Linked DNA regions of Homo sapiens: region 1 is linked to region 2. A link is a loop called in an ENCODE intact Hi-C map of the cell type or tissue named here. Cell type or tissue: CD4-positive, alpha-beta T cell. All regions are shown on one strand.

Evidence for each region. Peaks named below come from ENCODE experiments on the same cell type or tissue, not always from the same donor. Only the 100,000 strongest peaks of a DNase experiment are listed, where the experiment ranks them.
Region 1: it touches region 2 in a loop (2.1-fold over the local background); 5 of 110 quality-filtered maps call a loop at or near these places.

The regions. Positions count from the first base shown.
Region 1 is chr18:49,456,354-49,464,353 of GRCh38, reverse strand. DYM (dymeclin) reads left to right here and starts at 3,709. Exons shown (of 18, transcript NM_001353214.3): 1 at 3,709-3,956. RefSeq lists a silencer at 3,731-4,310. In CD4-positive, alpha-beta T cell, no CTCF peak of the experiment used is centred here; DNase peaks (open chromatin) are centred at 3,603 and 4,183; H3K4me3 peaks cover 1,970 bases; H3K27ac peaks cover 467 bases.
Region 2 is chr18:48,936,264-48,944,263 of GRCh38, reverse strand. SMAD7 (SMAD family member 7) reads left to right here. Exons shown (of 4, transcript NM_005904.4): 3 at 1,709-1,783. Among named protein-coding and RNA genes, the nearest start is that of SMAD7, 11 kb to the left of the region's middle. RefSeq lists enhancers at 1,172-2,371, 1,856-2,813. In CD4-positive, alpha-beta T cell, no CTCF peak of the experiment used is centred here; DNase peaks (open chromatin) are centred at 3,343, 4,365, 6,563 and 6,873; H3K4me3 peaks cover 1,518 bases; H3K27ac peaks cover 639 bases.

The DNA of each region.
Region 1 (8,000 bases), 520 kb before region 2:
ACACATGAAGTCTGTTTGCAGTCCAGACCTTGCAAACTTGTAGTTATAGAAACCTCAGAGGCCTACCAGGGCTTGAAGGATATTTGGCTCCACTTTACATCTCCATTCTTCTTTTCCTCCTGTTTTTAATGTAACCTGTAATCCTAGCAATTTGGGAGGCTGAGGCAGGTGGATCACCTGAGGTCAGGAGTTCAAGATCAGCCTGGCCAACATGGTGAAACTCCGTCTCTACTAAAAATATAAAAATTAGCTGGGCTAATTTTTAATTAGTGTGGTGGCCCGCGCCTTTATTCCCAGCTACTCAGGAGGCTGAGGCAGGAGAATTGCTTGAACCTGGAAGGCGGAGATTGCAGTGAGCTGAGATTGTGCCATTGCACTCCAGCCTTGGCAACAAGAGTGAAACTCCGTCTCAAAAAAAAAAAGTATTCTGTCCACCACGTGGAATAATGTAATATTTAGTAATAAGAACAGCTGCAAGGTGTAGAGAGTTACCGTATATCCATCACCCAGCTTTCCTTAACGTTAACATTTTATATAACCACAGCATCATTTTGTCAAAACTAGATAATCAGCATTGGTACAATACTGTTAACTAAACTCTAAACTTCATTTAGGTTTCATCAGGCTTTCCACTATTGCCTTTTTCAATTCCAGGATGCAGTCCAGGATATCCTATTGGATTTAGTGGAAGGATTTCATACATTTTCTATTGCTGTTCCTGCACTAACTAGACACTGAAGTTGTCAAGTCAGCCAAAGTTATCATAATACTTTTTTTTTTTTTTTTTTTTTGAGATGCAGTCTCACTCTGTCACCCAGGCTGGAGTGCAGTGGGGCGATCTTAGCTCACTGCACCCTCTGCCTCCCAGGTTCAAGCAATTCTCCTGCCTCAGCCTCCTGAGTAGCTGGGACTGCAGGCCTGCACCACCACAACTGGCTAATTTTTTTTTTTTTTTTTTTTGGATTTTTAGTAGAGACGGGGTTTCACCATGTTGGCCAGGCTGATCTTGAACTCCGGAACTCAGGTGATCCGCCCACCTCGGCCTCCCAAAGTGCTGGGATTTACAGGCTTGAGCTACCACGCCCGGCCATCATACTTCTGCAGGCAGTTTTGAAAGTTGGTGTCCAAGGATAATAATTTGCACATTACATGTACAAAAAAGGTGCATAAGGACTGCTACTCTAACTCAACACTTCCTACGTAGTAAAAAATATTCCTAATCTTATCTTCCGATTTATGATATTTGCCTAGCAACATTATAACATTTGCCTAGGAACACAGGCAAGACTGTTTATTTCAAGTCATCCAAAAATGACCAAAGGGAGACGATGTAAAATTTCACTAATAGGATCCCCTTGAAATAAAATATTTTGCTTCTTAGGTCTATAAAGCCAGTTTTGAGGAGATGCTCACAACTGTTGCTGAGTCAGTCTGGGGAAAGTAGACTGTGTGCCAGGCAATATTAAAAAATATTTTGAGTTAGGTTTTCATGCCTGAGTCTCTTTTTTTATTTTTTATTTTTTTGAGACAGAGTCTGGCTCTGTCACCCAGGCTGGAGTACAGGGGTATGATCTCGGCTCGTGGCAACCTCCACCGTCTGGGTTCAAGTGATTCTCCTGCATCAGCCTCCTGAGTAGTTGGGGCTACAGGCGCATGCCTGGCTAATTTTGTATTTTTCGTAGAGACGGGGTTTCGCCATGATGGGCAGGCTGGTCTCAAACTGCTGACCTCAGGTGATCTGCCTGCTTCGGCCTCCCAAAGTGTTGGGATCACAGGCATGAGTCACCACGCCCAGCCCTGAGTCTCTTTTTGCTGTAATTTTAAAATAAAATTGTACATGTACTTCATATTCCTTGCAGAAAAATTAGAAAACATAGGGAAAAACTAATTTTAACCACACAGGATCTCATTACCCAAAGTTGCAATATTGTTAATATTATTTGTCTTTTTTCCAACAGCACATATACATAGGTATTATAAATATTATAGTAAACATATATTACATATGTTATATTAATATATCATTTAATATATTAATATAAATATTATATTAAGTGGCAAAACCACAATTAGTTTTGCACCAACCTAATATAATTCACTTATGAAAATTTGATACTATATATGTTTCCACTCAGTGTATCATGAAAATGTTTTCAAATAAATATGCATCCATAGCATTCTTTACAATGACTGCATAGTAGTGTCTATGGCTTTTTAGTTAGGTAGTTTGGGGTTTTTTTTTTTTTTTGAGACAGTGTCTCGTTCTGTTGCCCAGGGTAGAGTGCAATGGTGAGATTATGGCTCCCTGAAGCCTCAACCTCCCGGGCTCAAGCGATTTTCCCACATCAGCCTCCCGAGTAGCCGGGACCGAGGGTGTGCCAACCACTCCCAGCTAATTTTTGTATTTTTTGTTGAGACAGTGTATCGCTATGTTGCTCAGGCTGGTCCTTCCGAACTCCTGGGCTCAAGTGATCCTCCCACCTTAGCCTCCCAAAGTATTGGGATTACAGGCATAAGCCACAGGGCCCAGTCTACTTTGGGTTTTAATATGTTTTCCTGTCATAATTCTGCAAGCTCAGTGAATTTACTGGCAGTCTATGCTAGAAAAGAATACCTAATATTTGTATAGTACTTTACAGAGTACACTGGCACATATTGACTATATAATGGGAATAACGGTGCTATCTGTTCCATAGGGTCATTTTGCGAAATAATAGTGCATGGCAAATAGAAAATAATCCATAATGTGAATTGTTATTACTACAGTCATGTCAACATTTCCTGTAATGGCAGAATCATCATCATGCATATATTTTAGGTGAGGAAACTGGCTGAGAGAGGTGAAGTAATTGCTCAAAGACGTCAGTGTGGAAACCTCAGCTCATTTGACTTCAAATTCCATAGTTTTGGCACTATCTCATATTGCTACTCTTTCCCGTGGGACCTGTCCTTTCCGACAACTTTGCAGGCAGGGCTAGCCCTGCCAGCTGCCTCCATCAAAAATTATTTTGCTATTTCTCAATTCTCCAGAATCCCACACAATATTGCTTGACTTTGGGATGGTTATTCAGCTGCAATTAACAGAGGCCTTAATAAGGTTAAGCCGCCAGAACGAGCGGTGTAGCATGAGCGAGGACTCTAGCACCTGGCAGGTGAGGTTGACTCTAGCACCCGGCAGGTGAGGTTTTTGCGCTTCTCTCTCTCTCTCTTTTTTTTTTTTTGAGAAGAGTCGAGCTCTGTCGCAAGGCTGGAGTGCAGTGGCCCGATCTCGACTCACTGCAATCTCCGCCTCTCGGGTTCAAACGATTCTCCTGCCTCAGACAGCTACTTTTTGACTCACTGCAATCTCCGCCTCTCGGGTTCAAACGATTATCCTGTCTCAAACAGCTACTTTTTGTATTTTTAGTGGAGACGGGGTTTCACCATGCTGGCCAGGATGGTCTCGATCTCCTGACCTCGTGATCCGTCCACCTCGGCCTCCTAAAGTGCTGGGATTACAGGCGTGAGCCACCGCGCACGGCTGTTTTTGCGCTTCTCGATTTCGCCACGTGGCTTTGCGGTAGCCCAGGAGGTACTAGGAGGGCGGAGGCACGAATAACACCCAAAGGACTACAGTTTCCAGAAGCCCGCGCGCGCCGCGTGCCACGTGACCACCTGGCTGGCGCGCGCGCCTGGGGGTCTGGTCCCTAGCCGCGTTCTCGGTCGCTTCCCTCTTCTCTCGCCGCCTCCTGGCCTCCGCACCGACGCGGCCCGGGCTGGAGCCGAGCCGGGGCCGAGCTGCAGGCCGGACCGGAGCCGGATCTGTACCCGCTGAGACGTGGAAACATGGAGGCCTGAGCCGGTGTGCGCCACCTGGGCTGCGGCGGCGACAGCGACTTCTCCTGACCCCTCTGCCACCCTCCCATCCGTCCGCGGGTCCGTGGAGCTGGAGCAGATCCCCCAGCCGGCTGAGACAGGTGGGCTGTAGCGCCGCCCCCCTCAGCGCGGCCGGGCCCGAAAGCCTGGCTGTCCCCGGCCTCCTGTCAGAGGGGGTCAGGGGCCACCCTCCGCAACCCGGCCAGCGCCCCGGGGCGGCGGCGAAGGGACCCTCCCTTCCCTGCCCGCGGGCGCCTGGGCCACCCGGAGGGGCTGTGCTGACAGCGGACGGACCTCTGTCCGAGTCCGCTGTTGGGAGTTGGGGGATACCGAAGGCCAAGTCGGTGCTTCCGGAGATGGGGCGGTGTTGGTCTGACAAATGGGCGTGTGATGGGCAGGGTGAGCAATAGCTGTTGGGTTTTTCTTTCTTCTTTTTACATTCATAGTTTATCGAGGTATAACTAACATATCAGAAAATTAACCCTTTAAAAGTACAACTCAGTGGTTTTTAGTATATTCACAGGGTTGAGCAGCCATCACCACCCTTAACTCCAGAGCATTTTTAATCACCGCCCCCCCCGCCCCAAAGAAGCTCGTACCCATTAGCAGTCACTCCTCCTTCTCTCCCCTACACTATTGATCTACTTTCAGTCGCCGTGGATTTGCCTGAGCAATTGTGTTTTGACTGAAAAGTGAAAGGGTGGGTGTTTGTGAACTGGGGGCAGTAGTGGGGTTTGAGGGTATTGGTGTGGTAAAGCTGATTGGATAAAGCTGTTCTCTACTGAACAGGGGTAGAGAAGTGATGGGATGATTGTAATCGGCCAGCAAAGCGGGTACCCAGGATAGACTGATTAGGGGGCACAGATGGAGTGAGTTCCTTGAAAGAGGAGAGGGGAAGTTGGAGAGAGGGGTGTGTAGAGCAAGGGTGATGTGCTGAAGGATGAAAACCTGGAGGGTGGAGGCCGTGGAGAGGAATGTAGCGTCCACCAGAGGAACTCAGGTGCTTAGGCTGATGAGTTGAGGGCTCAAGAGAAGAACGAGGTGGAAGGGAAGAGAATCTATAGGAATGGGTGAATGGTTGTTGCAGAGGATGAAATTTATGAATATATGGATTTCTGGAGTGATTATCCTGCTTTGAAGTTTTATTTTAGATAATCCTCTCAGCAACTTGGAGATAGACCGGACAAGTATGAATATTCCCATTCTGTAAATGAAGAACTAGTCTTTTAGAGGTTAGGTGTCTGCCTTAAGCTCATAAACTGAGTACATAGGGCAAAATGAGTTGGAATAATTGATGAAACTATCAGTCGCAAGTGGATTAAATGGCAGAGAACTGAGTTGGGGCAATGTTAATAGGAAGGAGATTCAGCTATTAAGAAGTCTGTGTTGTTACGACATATAGGTCAAGGAGTTTTTATGTTTTTGCACCTTTTAACCATAGAAAAGTTCACACAGTGAAATAATAAAGGGTACTCCCATGTACCCATTACCCAGCTTCAGCAGTTAACTCATGCCAATTTAATTTCATCTATGTCCCTATGCATTCCTATCCCCACTCACAATTATTTTAAAGCAAATCATAGACATTCAATTTCATCTGTAAATATTTCAATATATATCTGTAGAAGATTGAATTGCTTTTTTTTGTTGGTGGTGGTGGGAGGCAGAGTCTCGCTCTGTCATTCAGGCTGGAGTACAGTGGCGTGATCCCGGCTCACGGCAACGTCTGCCTCCTGGGTTCAAGCAATTCTCCTGCCTCAGCCTCCTGAGTAGCTGGGATTACAGGCACGTGCTACCATGCCTGGCTAATTTTTTGTATTTTTAGTAGAGACGGGGGTCTCATCATGTTGCTCAGGCTGGTCACGAACTCCTGAGTTCAGGCATTTCACCCACCTCAGCCTCTGAAAGTGCTGGGATTACAGGGGTGAGCCACTGCACCTGGCCTGCTCTTTTTAATAGGCCCAGAATACCATTATCACACATAAAAATTAATAGTTTTTAATATCTAGAAAGATTTACTGTACTTTAAAAAAGTGTGGTAATCCATTTGATACAAAGAGGATAAACAGTGCAAACGCTTTTATGTTTGACTCTGAAAAATGTGGCATAATTATCTCCTGATTTTTCCATTAGATCCTGCCATCCTGATTGTTCCTTTTTTTTTTATTAATATGGCTCATTTTTCTACAGAAAGTTTGAAGAATTGTCACTTTGGTAGGCTTTTTAATGAATGGAGGGCAGGAGAGAAATAGAAGTGAAATATGTTACAACATGTACAAATGGCTCTTTCTTATATTGCTCCAAATATTTGGGCAATTTGGTTATGCTTTTCTAGATAATTTCACATATTATTAGAAGTTGTTTAATGTTATGTATCAGTTTTCTATGATTGCTGTAACATGTTACCACAAATTTAGTGGCTTAAAACAATGCATTTATTATTTTACAGTTCTGTAGGTTAGAAGTCAAAGTGGGTCTCACTGGCTGTCAACAAGGCTGTGTTCTTCTCTGGAGGTTTCTAGGGGGCATCTATGCCTCTTCCAGCTTCTAGAGGCTGCCACTTTCCTTGGCTTGTGGCGTACCTCCTCTGTCTTCAAAGCCACCAGTGTTGCATCTCTCTGATCATACTTCCATCCTCAAGTCTCTGACCACAAGTGGGAAAGGTTCTCTGCTTTTAAGGACCCATGTAATTAAATCAGGCCCACTTAGCTAATTCAGGATAAATCCCCCCTCGAGGTTCTTAATTTAATCACGCCTGCAAAGTCTCTTTTCCCAGCAACATAATCAGAGCTTCCATGGATTAGTATGTGGACATCTTTGGAGGCTATTATTCTACCTACCACAGTGTATTTTGGAATATTTTGCCGAGACTTAAGAAAGTAGGTGATTTCTTTTGCTGCTGTACATGCAACGAGAGGGCCGTCTTTTACTTAGGATTGTAGATAATGGGAATGGTTAGATCTAGAGAAGACTGTTCATTTTTCCTTTTAGTGAAATATGGGAAATACCTGTGACACTTGTAGTATAGGCTTTGGTAAAATGAGACCTTTAAAAATGATTTAAGTATAAAAGCAATACAGCTCCATGTAAAGTTTTTCTATATTTCGTTTTGGTCTCTTTTTCATATTCATGTCTTAAAACATAGTATATATGTGTAATCAGAGGGCTAACCTGATACTTGACACAGGACACGCTGGGGGCAATGATGGTTCCCATGCCCAGGATGAGAAGGCAGGGACTCTCTGTCCAAGTGGGAGATAAAGGCACCCCCATTTCAGCAGCAAAAGAAGACTCCTAATGAAAGTGAGAGAATATCTTCAGGCAGAATGAACTACTGTGAGATTTGGACTTGAAGCAGCCTCTTCTCAGGTTCTTCTGTGACTCAGCTGGGAATGGTAGAGTGCTGTGAGCCTAGAAGAGCAGAGTGATAAGATGCCCATTGCTGCTTTTCCTTTCTTCGGACAGAGAGAGGACTAATCTTAAAGATTGAAAGGATTTCTGGGAGTCCTCCAGTTTGGTATCCTGTTTCCTAGTGGGTTTCACTTTCCTACTTAGCTGTCAAAGTCCTTACTGTCTCTAGGTGTGAAGGTTCTGGCTTTCTGGTGGTGGTGCACCATTTATCAGGAAATGTGATGGGACTTATTAAATATCTGCTCTTGCCTTTAAGCATTTTTTTTTCTAGTAAGGTTTTTAGCAGAGCTTTATGCTTTGAACTTTGCTTGTAAACAGTTTGTAAGTTATCCTCACATTACTTAATTCTAGACAAAATGAACTAGTGGGGCTGGGAACAACTTTACATATAGGTCTTATTTAGTAAAAGTTTTTGTTTTTTTCATTTCTTAAGGAAGTTTGGTTAGTGATTTTGGTATCTTCTCTGATTTTTATCACATTCTTTAAAAATGCAGGCAATGAAAGTGGCTGAAACTTTCCAATAAGGACATTGGAATAATTATTTTTAAAAAGCTTATCTTTTCTTTTATTGCTCAGTCTTTTGGGCATTTAAAACCTTTTGTCCATCATATGATCGATGACAAATTTCTTTGTTAGGTTGAGTCAGTCACTGAATCTTGACAATTATTCCTTCAAAATATGTCATGCAACCCTCCACCCAGAATACTTTGAAAACCCTACCTGTATCAGTTAGG
Region 2 (8,000 bases):
TGTGGATAAGTCATTATGTTTAATGTGGGGGTGTCTTCCATCTGGGAGGAGTGGGTGGAGGAGAGGGTTGAGAAGCCTATCTCTAGAAAATGATGAAGGCCATCAAAATGGTTTAGAAAGTGCAGGGTATACACCATTTAACAAGTAACTCCATTTCCTGCCTGCCTCTATTGTTTTCTGTTTGATTAAGTGTATCCTGTAAAACTGTATATTCCTGTTAGGAATTAGACTTTACCCTGATAAAATGAGATTACACACACAGTCTTCTTTCCCCCTACCCACCGCAGCCACCTCACCCCCACGCCTGCCTCCACTTCTGCCCCTCGCCCGCTTAGGAGAGTTCTTGAAAAGTTGTCCTTCCAGCCTTGAGAATGTGGGAGAGGGAGTGACCCTGAGTTAGAGAGAGAAACTTAGCATTAAGAGGGCAGACAGCAGAAACCCAGAGATGGTTTGGGGCTATGTGTAGGCCACTAAAGGATTCCCATGGGCTACTTGCCCGTCTGCTCTTTTTTTTTGGCTTTCCTATTTGCCAGCATGGCCAAGTGGTTCCAACTGGAAACCCACAGGGACATTGTCCTGGTGGCCTGGGGTAGGAGGCCTGGTGTCTGCACGATCCAACCTGTTGTGTTTGCTGCGGACCTGGGCAGCACCTTTCCTTAGCCGGGCTCTCCGCTAGGACTTCAGGGAGTTTGGCGCTGCCAGTGGTGCATGACAAGCTTACAGGGTCTTGTGTATTTGTGTTTCATGGGACTAATGAGTTGTGGTTCATGGACATTAGGTTTTGCTTTAATTGCTTGGAGGGCGGTTGTGGAGACTGTTTCTCAGCTGGAATTGTCATTATCCTCATTAACGGTGAGGTCACTGTGCAGAGTACCTGAGGGTGACAGAAGTTGAAGAGAAGTCTAGTTAAGGGCAGATGCAATCTAAAGGTAAAAATCAGTGAGGAAACTCCGAGTGTTGGGTGCCAAATGTTTTATAGGAACTGAGGGCAGAGAGCCTTAGCAGGTCTGGGGTTGCCTGGGAAGGTTTCCAGAGATGAGGGGTTTGGACTAGCCTGGGAGAGGTAGAACATTTCCCCTCCGGCTCGGAGCCTTGCTGAGAATGTTCTCTGTCTTGATCTGGTGGTGGTTACACAGATGTATACATGAGTAACATTCATTGCGTCTACTTGGGATTTTGTATACTTTGCTCTACTTAAGTTAGTCCTCAATTAAAAAAGGGGAAAGAAGTCCCGGCAGCCCAACATCAATCTTGAGAATGTTTTCAAGAACTGGGAAACCTGTCTTTAAAAGGATGAAGGCAGAGAGGACATGGGCTCCAAGGAGAGAGCCTTCTGCCCTTGATGAGGGATGACAGAGCAACCAGGGTTGAGAAAGTCCAACCCAAACCTCCTTTGACCTTGGGAACCACCTGGTATCCGTAATGGGGGACTGGTAATGCAAGAGAAATTCCAGCCAGTCTCATTGAGCCTGACTCGAGTAATGATTAACTGGCTGCCCGGAGCCCAGACGGGTGACAAGGTGCTGTGGTCTGTCTTACGATGGGCAGTGAAGCCTGAGCAGACCATTAATAATCAGCATCAAGGCCGCGAGTCAGCCTTTTGGAATGTGTGGTTTGTCTTTCATGCTGTTTAGAGCGTGCTTAAAGATGGATCTTGGTGTTTTTATTTGTGTATTTATTTCTTTCTCTCCCCTTTTCAAATCCACAGCAGACTGTCCAGATGCTGTGCCTTCCTCCGCTGAAACAGGGGGAACGAATTATCTGGCCCCTGGGGGGCTTTCAGGTAAGATGCTTTCTCTTATTTTCCTGGCAATTCCAACCTTTTTTGAAATTGCTAAAGACTGGAGGAATGGGGGTGGCCTTCTGCCACCCCAGCTGGTCTGGACTTCATTCTCATTTTTATATGCCTTAAGTTGGATGCATCGGTGGTGACATTGTGGTGCCCTTCAGCTCCTCATCCTGCAGTCCTTTACGCTCTGGACACTGGATCCGTTCCGTGGACGGGGAGACAAGAGCGAGCTGGGGATTGCTTTGGTGTGTGAAGTGTTGCCCGGTTATTTTTAAGCAGCTCCTGGCTTGGGGGGCTTCAGCTTGGTGACTTTGGTGTCATTAACTCATGCATTTGAGCTCTTTTTTTGCTTTTGCTCTTTGCGCATGGGGGATGTAAAGGGAATGGACCCACCTTTAGGGAACTTGTTGAAGACAGATCCCAAGCATACGATGGGATTTCAGAGTAGATCTGAGGCTTCCCTCCCAAGTTCTGATTCCCAGCCCAGCCTGCTGCAGGATTTTGCAGCACATGTCTGGGGCTGGGAGCACCAGGGTGGGAGCACTGCCAACAGTAGGAGCTGTAATTGTTCCCTAGCGGGGCAGGTTTTCCTCAGGGCTCACAGGTATGCGTGAAGGCCTGGAATGCCAGTGCTGGGGGGTCACGGGGCTGGCTGACAGGCACGGGGTAGCCAGAGCATTGTTGTTCCTGAGGATGCGAAAAGAGGGCAGTACTTAGAGAAACTCACTGGTTATGTACATGGGACGCATTTCATGTTGTTCTGAAGAAATCCTATTTCTACCTGTTTTTCCATCCCCACCATGTCATCACTAGATTTTCTAAGAACTGGCTGAAGCAAGAGGGAAAACGACCTTAAAAACAGAAATTCCAGCAGAGTTTTGGGCATTTGGCATTTCCTTGCCTGTAGGATCACGTGGTAGCAGCTCGAATAGAAGCTGTGCCCTGTTGTGGTGTATCCTCTTGTGTGAGGGGCACCCTTTTTTGTGGGGTACCTGCTCTGACTACTTGGTGGTGTGTCTTCCATGGCTGGCTCAGGCAAAGTTCATTCCCGGACGGCTCCCTCCCCGGCTCTCCTCTTCAGGAACTGAGCTTGCTGAGAACGTCTTTAGGGAGACCCTTGTTTGTTTTCATTTCAATGCAATATATACTCTGTTATCTGAGACTGAGGGTATTGTTTACTCAAAGCTTCTAATGAGAATTGAGCAGGAAAAAGAGGGACCTAGAGAAGGGAGGGGGCTTCAGGCAGTACGGTGGGAGTGGACAGAGGAGTTGAGGAGGGAGAAAAGGCAGCAGTGTGTGAACTGCATCTTTTCTGCTTTCTAAGGCTGAGAGAGTTCTTGAAAGAAAGAAGGCCAATGAGAGGAAAGGGTCTCAGCAGAATAACACGCTCAGGATGTTGTTAGATGGTTTTATTTTTTAAACCCTGAATGTGCAGGGAGGAGCCCCGGCCCCTCCAAACCACATGAAATAAGCAAGGGAAGTGGCAGCTTTTGAAAGGGTCCTTTCGGAAGGTTTGTCTTCTTGATAACATCTTGTCTGTCTCCCCTGCCGGAGGAAATGACGACACCAGGCTGAGATACCAGCCTGAGTGCCTCCTCACCCGCCCGTGCCATGTGACCTGTGAAGCCCTCAGGAGATGGGTGGGCTTTTTTTTTTTTTTCTTTTTTGACAAAGTCTCGCTCTGTCGCCCAGGCTGGAGTGCAGTGGCGCGATTTCGGCTCACACAGACGGAGTCTCGCTCTGTCACCAGGCTGGAGTGCAGTGGCCCGATTTCGGCTCACTGCAACCTCCACCTCCCAGGTTCAAGCAATTCTCCTGCCTCAGCCTCCCAAGTAGCTGGGATTACAGGCATCCACCACTGTGCCCAGCTAATTTTTTGTATTTTTAGTAGAGATGGGGTTTCGCCATGTTGGCCAGGCTGGTCTTGAACTCCTGACCTCGGATGATCCACCCACCCTTTCCTCCCCAAGTGCTGAGATTACAGGTGTGAGCCACTGCGCCTGGCCGATGGGTGGGCTTTTTTTCCCCAAAGCTCTTCCAGTCCTAGAAAGAAACTGGGGGTAAAACAATCATTAACTCCTTCCCCTCACCCCTCCAGGTAATTGTAGACACAGATATTAATAAGGAGCTGCCAGGAAGAAGCAGTGACTCTCTGAAGGGCAGTGTGGCTTCAGAAGACTGCAGAGAGAAGAGGGGGCCTTCCACATGGCAAGAGCATTTGTTTTGAATTTCAGCTCTTGATTTACTAATTCCAAAGGCTTCAAAGTTTGAGCTCCTTCTTCTTTCCGTTCAGAGTTGGTGCAGTGTATTCATAATGGGCCATGGTGGGGAGGGTACACTGTTTTGGGGGTTGATGTCACCGGCTTGGGGGCGTCTGGAGGGGAGGTGATGGGCACGGAGAAAACCTAGGGCTGTCCTCTTTGTAGCGAGAATGCCTTCCAAAAGGGAACTTTATTGGCCCCTGTCCAGGGCAGAGAGTTTTGTAAATGGAGAAAGCCCAAACCTCCTCCTTTTCAAGAAGTTGATCGTTCCATGGGGGGTGGCCTGGGTGTGTCTGCCTTGCTGTGGATGAGGCCAGTGACTGGATGTGGCAGGGCTGGATGGGGGAAGGGGCATAGCAGACACTGAGGTTGGGGGGTGGGAGCCTGGCAGCAAGGTGGGGAGCAGTGAAAACTGAGGAGTTTCTCCCTCCTCCTCCTTGAAATAACCTCTCTGAGCCTCTTTCACAGGCCCTGTGTGCTGTTTTCCTTCCTGTCCTGCCCTGGCTGAGAGCGGGCTTAATGAATGGGGCTCAGTTTAGGGTGGGAGGAAGGTCGGCAGCAGGAGCCAGGGCTTGATTCTCTTGGCAAGGGAAGAAGGGAAAGAAAAAACAGCCGAATGTGAAAATGTGGTGCCTCGGAGGTGGGGGTGGGGTGTGCTCAAAGGCCGGTCCTCTCCTGAAATGCAGGGGTGACTCCAAGGCTGGCCCTTCCCTTTCCTGCGCCCTTGCAAACTGCCCGGGAGGAAGGGGAGTGGGCGGGTAGGAGCCCGGGGGCGGGGCTGCTGGCTGCAGGTTGGAATTCCAGCATTGCAGCTTTGTTTTGGGGGGGTGTGGGGGGGTGGGTAGACGACAGGCCTGGTCGTTAGGGACTTGCAGTGAAACACACCCCACCCTTGCAAGTTTCCTCGGTCTGGGAAAATGGGACATTTTTAGAAGGCAGTGACTTGCTTCCAGGAGATTGTACTTTCATTTTTGACAGCTGGCTCTCTGAGACAGATGGATTGCTGGGTGCAAGCTTGTGTGTGTATGCGTGTGTGTGTGTTGTGGGGGTGGGTGTGTGGGTGGGTGGGTTTTGCCGCAGACGTACAGATAGACAATCCCGTGCGCAAACACATGAGAGCGTGCGGATGCCCACAGGCAGGCTCTGGGATAGGGTGGGTCCCTGTCGCTGGGGTGGGTTGATGTCAGGGCGGCCTCTCCAAGAGGTTGTGGACTTGTGGGGTGGAGTTTGTGGATTGATTCTGCTTTGTGATTTGGCAGTCTGTGCCTGACTCTCTGGGATGGGTGTCTTTTGAAAGGCATGCAACTCCAGAACAGGTCCTTGCTGCTGCTTGGACATGGATGTGTCATGGCTCAGGAAGATCACCTGGGAGAGGTCTGATGTAGCTGGGAAGCCTCTAGGCTCAGCTCCGTCGTGGAGATGGAAAGGATTTGCTCCCAGAGCTTTCCGGGGATCACTGGGAATGCAGAGCATGTGTTGGAAGCTATCATCTTTGCAGCCTCCATCTGGAGTTTCTGTCTGGGGGCTTTCATTTTGCCTGTCTGCTGTCCTGGTTTGAGTGGGTTGAGGGAGCAGCATCTCCCTTGTGAGTTGTAGGTTATTCAGCTGCAGACTCATCTTCTAGCCTCCTCCTTTATATATGAATGTCTGGAGCTGGCTGGGCCTCAGCCATATGGACCTGCCCAGTTAGGGTAGGGATTGGAAGCCAGCAACCACTTGTAGTTATTTAAACTTCAAAAGAAGTGCTCCCATGGATCTCAAGGAGGGAGGTAGGAGGCAGTGGAGACAGAAGTGCTCACGTGTCCTGGGAAACTCCATCTCTTGGCTGTGCGAAGTCATGCTTGTTGGAGAGACCCGGCACCATGCCTCCAACCCAAGGGTGGCCAACTCTTTGCTTGAGATTCATATGTGGCTACTAGTCCCCAAGTCTGGGGGATGGGAGCGTCCTTGAGTCAGTATCCATTCAGCATCCAAGGATGTTTCTGTCTCCTTCTCTTTGATCCTTGCTGGCATCTGTCATAGTCTCAGAGGAGAGCCTTCAAAAATACCTATATAATCTGAAAATGCACCCCTGGCTCAGTCCACAGTTGACTTGGGCTCAAACCAAGTAGCTTAGGAAACATTGCTCCATCCTGTTTTAAGGAAAGTTAATCAGCTGCACGTGAACAATTATTCATTGTCTGGCTTGGAATTGTGATCATGAACTGGGAACCTGGGCCTGGGCGCCTGTTGCTCTGCTTTTAAATTAAGTCACCTCCCCCTGCCTGGCTACAAAACAGCTCATGGTTTCACTGAGGTCTCTAATGCCATTGTGGAGTGAGGGCAGGGGGCACAGGTTGAGCTCACAGGCATGTGGGCCTTTCATCCAAATGCTCATGAGCGTGGACTTTGGGGGACTCAGGTGGACAGGTGCTTGTGACCATGAGCAAGCTCCTTCCTTCCCATCCCCTTAGTACCCTGCAGGCCACTGTGAGAAATGACGGCCTAGAACTCAGGGGACACCTTCTGCCTCTCCTTAAACACCTGCCAACAGGATGAGTCAGGGCTGGGGCGGGCTCACCTGGTGCACACCCACACCCTGGTGAAGACCAGTCCTGGACCCCGCCTCTTCTGCAGTGCCCCAGGTCATGCACTTCCCCCTGGAGAAGGGCTTACTGATAAAACCCCTTTTGTCCTGGAAAGAATGAGGCAGTCCGGCAGGGGTTAAATACAGGGTGACAGCATTTAAAATCTCTGGAGCAAATTTGGGCTGCTCTGCCGGCCAGACAAGATGGTCTGCTGCCGCCTCACGCATCCTGTCCCCAGGCTGAACTGGGCCAGCAAAGGGAGAGGGCCAGGTGAAGGCCAGGCTTTGGGTGGTGTCACTTTTGGTGACACTGTAGCATGCTGATTGCCCCTCACTTCCTACACACACACACACACACACACACACACACACACACACACACATGCCTTTACTTAGCAAAGCCTGACTGTAGCTGCGTAGACTTGTACACCTATGGGACCTCCGTGGCAAGCTCAGAGCCGGTGGAGCAGTGAAAAGGGAGGAAATGCCGAAGAATTCATGATCAAGTTTGGCTTCCTTTGCTTCTTTTTAAAATTTTTTAATGTTTTAATTTTTTTTTTTTTTAATTCGAGATGGAGTTTTGCTCTGTCGCCCAGGCTGGAGTGCAATGGCAGGATCTCGAGTCACTGCAACCTCTGCCTCCTGGATTCAAGGGACTCTCCTGCCTCAGCCTCTGAGTAGTTGGATTGCAGGCGTGCACCACCACGCCCGGCTAATTTGTGTACTTTTTTGTAGAGAGAGGGTTTTGCCATGTTGGTCAGGCTGGTCTTGAACTCCTGACCTCAGGTGATCCGCCCGCCTTGGCCTCCCAAAGTGCTGGGATTCCAGGCATGAGCCACTGCGCCCGGCCTCTTTGCTCCTTTATTATTGTTGTTACTGTGTCATAATTCCTTGCAGAATTATGATGGCCAGGCTGGTCTTTACTTCCTTCGGTCCAGGCCTTGAACTCGGAGCAGCACTCTCAAAGCAGTTGTCTTCACCTGGCAGAAGAAAAAAAAGGTGTAAAGTGCTGGTTCCTGGACTTGCTCGCACACTAAAATCCCTCGGGATTCAGCTTCCCAGATAACTTTCTTGCTTCTTTGTAGAGACATTTGAGAGAAAACTATTATTAACTATACATGGTCCACTGTTTTGCTTTGCTGTCATGAATGGGATTGTAAAAGGGACCCATGGGACCGGGTTTCCTTTTGGGACGATGAAAATGTTCTGGAACTGTAGAGTGGTGATGGTTGCACAGTTCACCGAATGTATTCAATGCCATTGGTGGCACATTTTAAGTTATGTGTATTTTACCACAAGTTTGACCAAAAAATGGCCAGCGGTAGGTTTTAAATACATGTAGATACTTGGATAATCTATAAGGAACAGTGATTGTGGAGAGTAA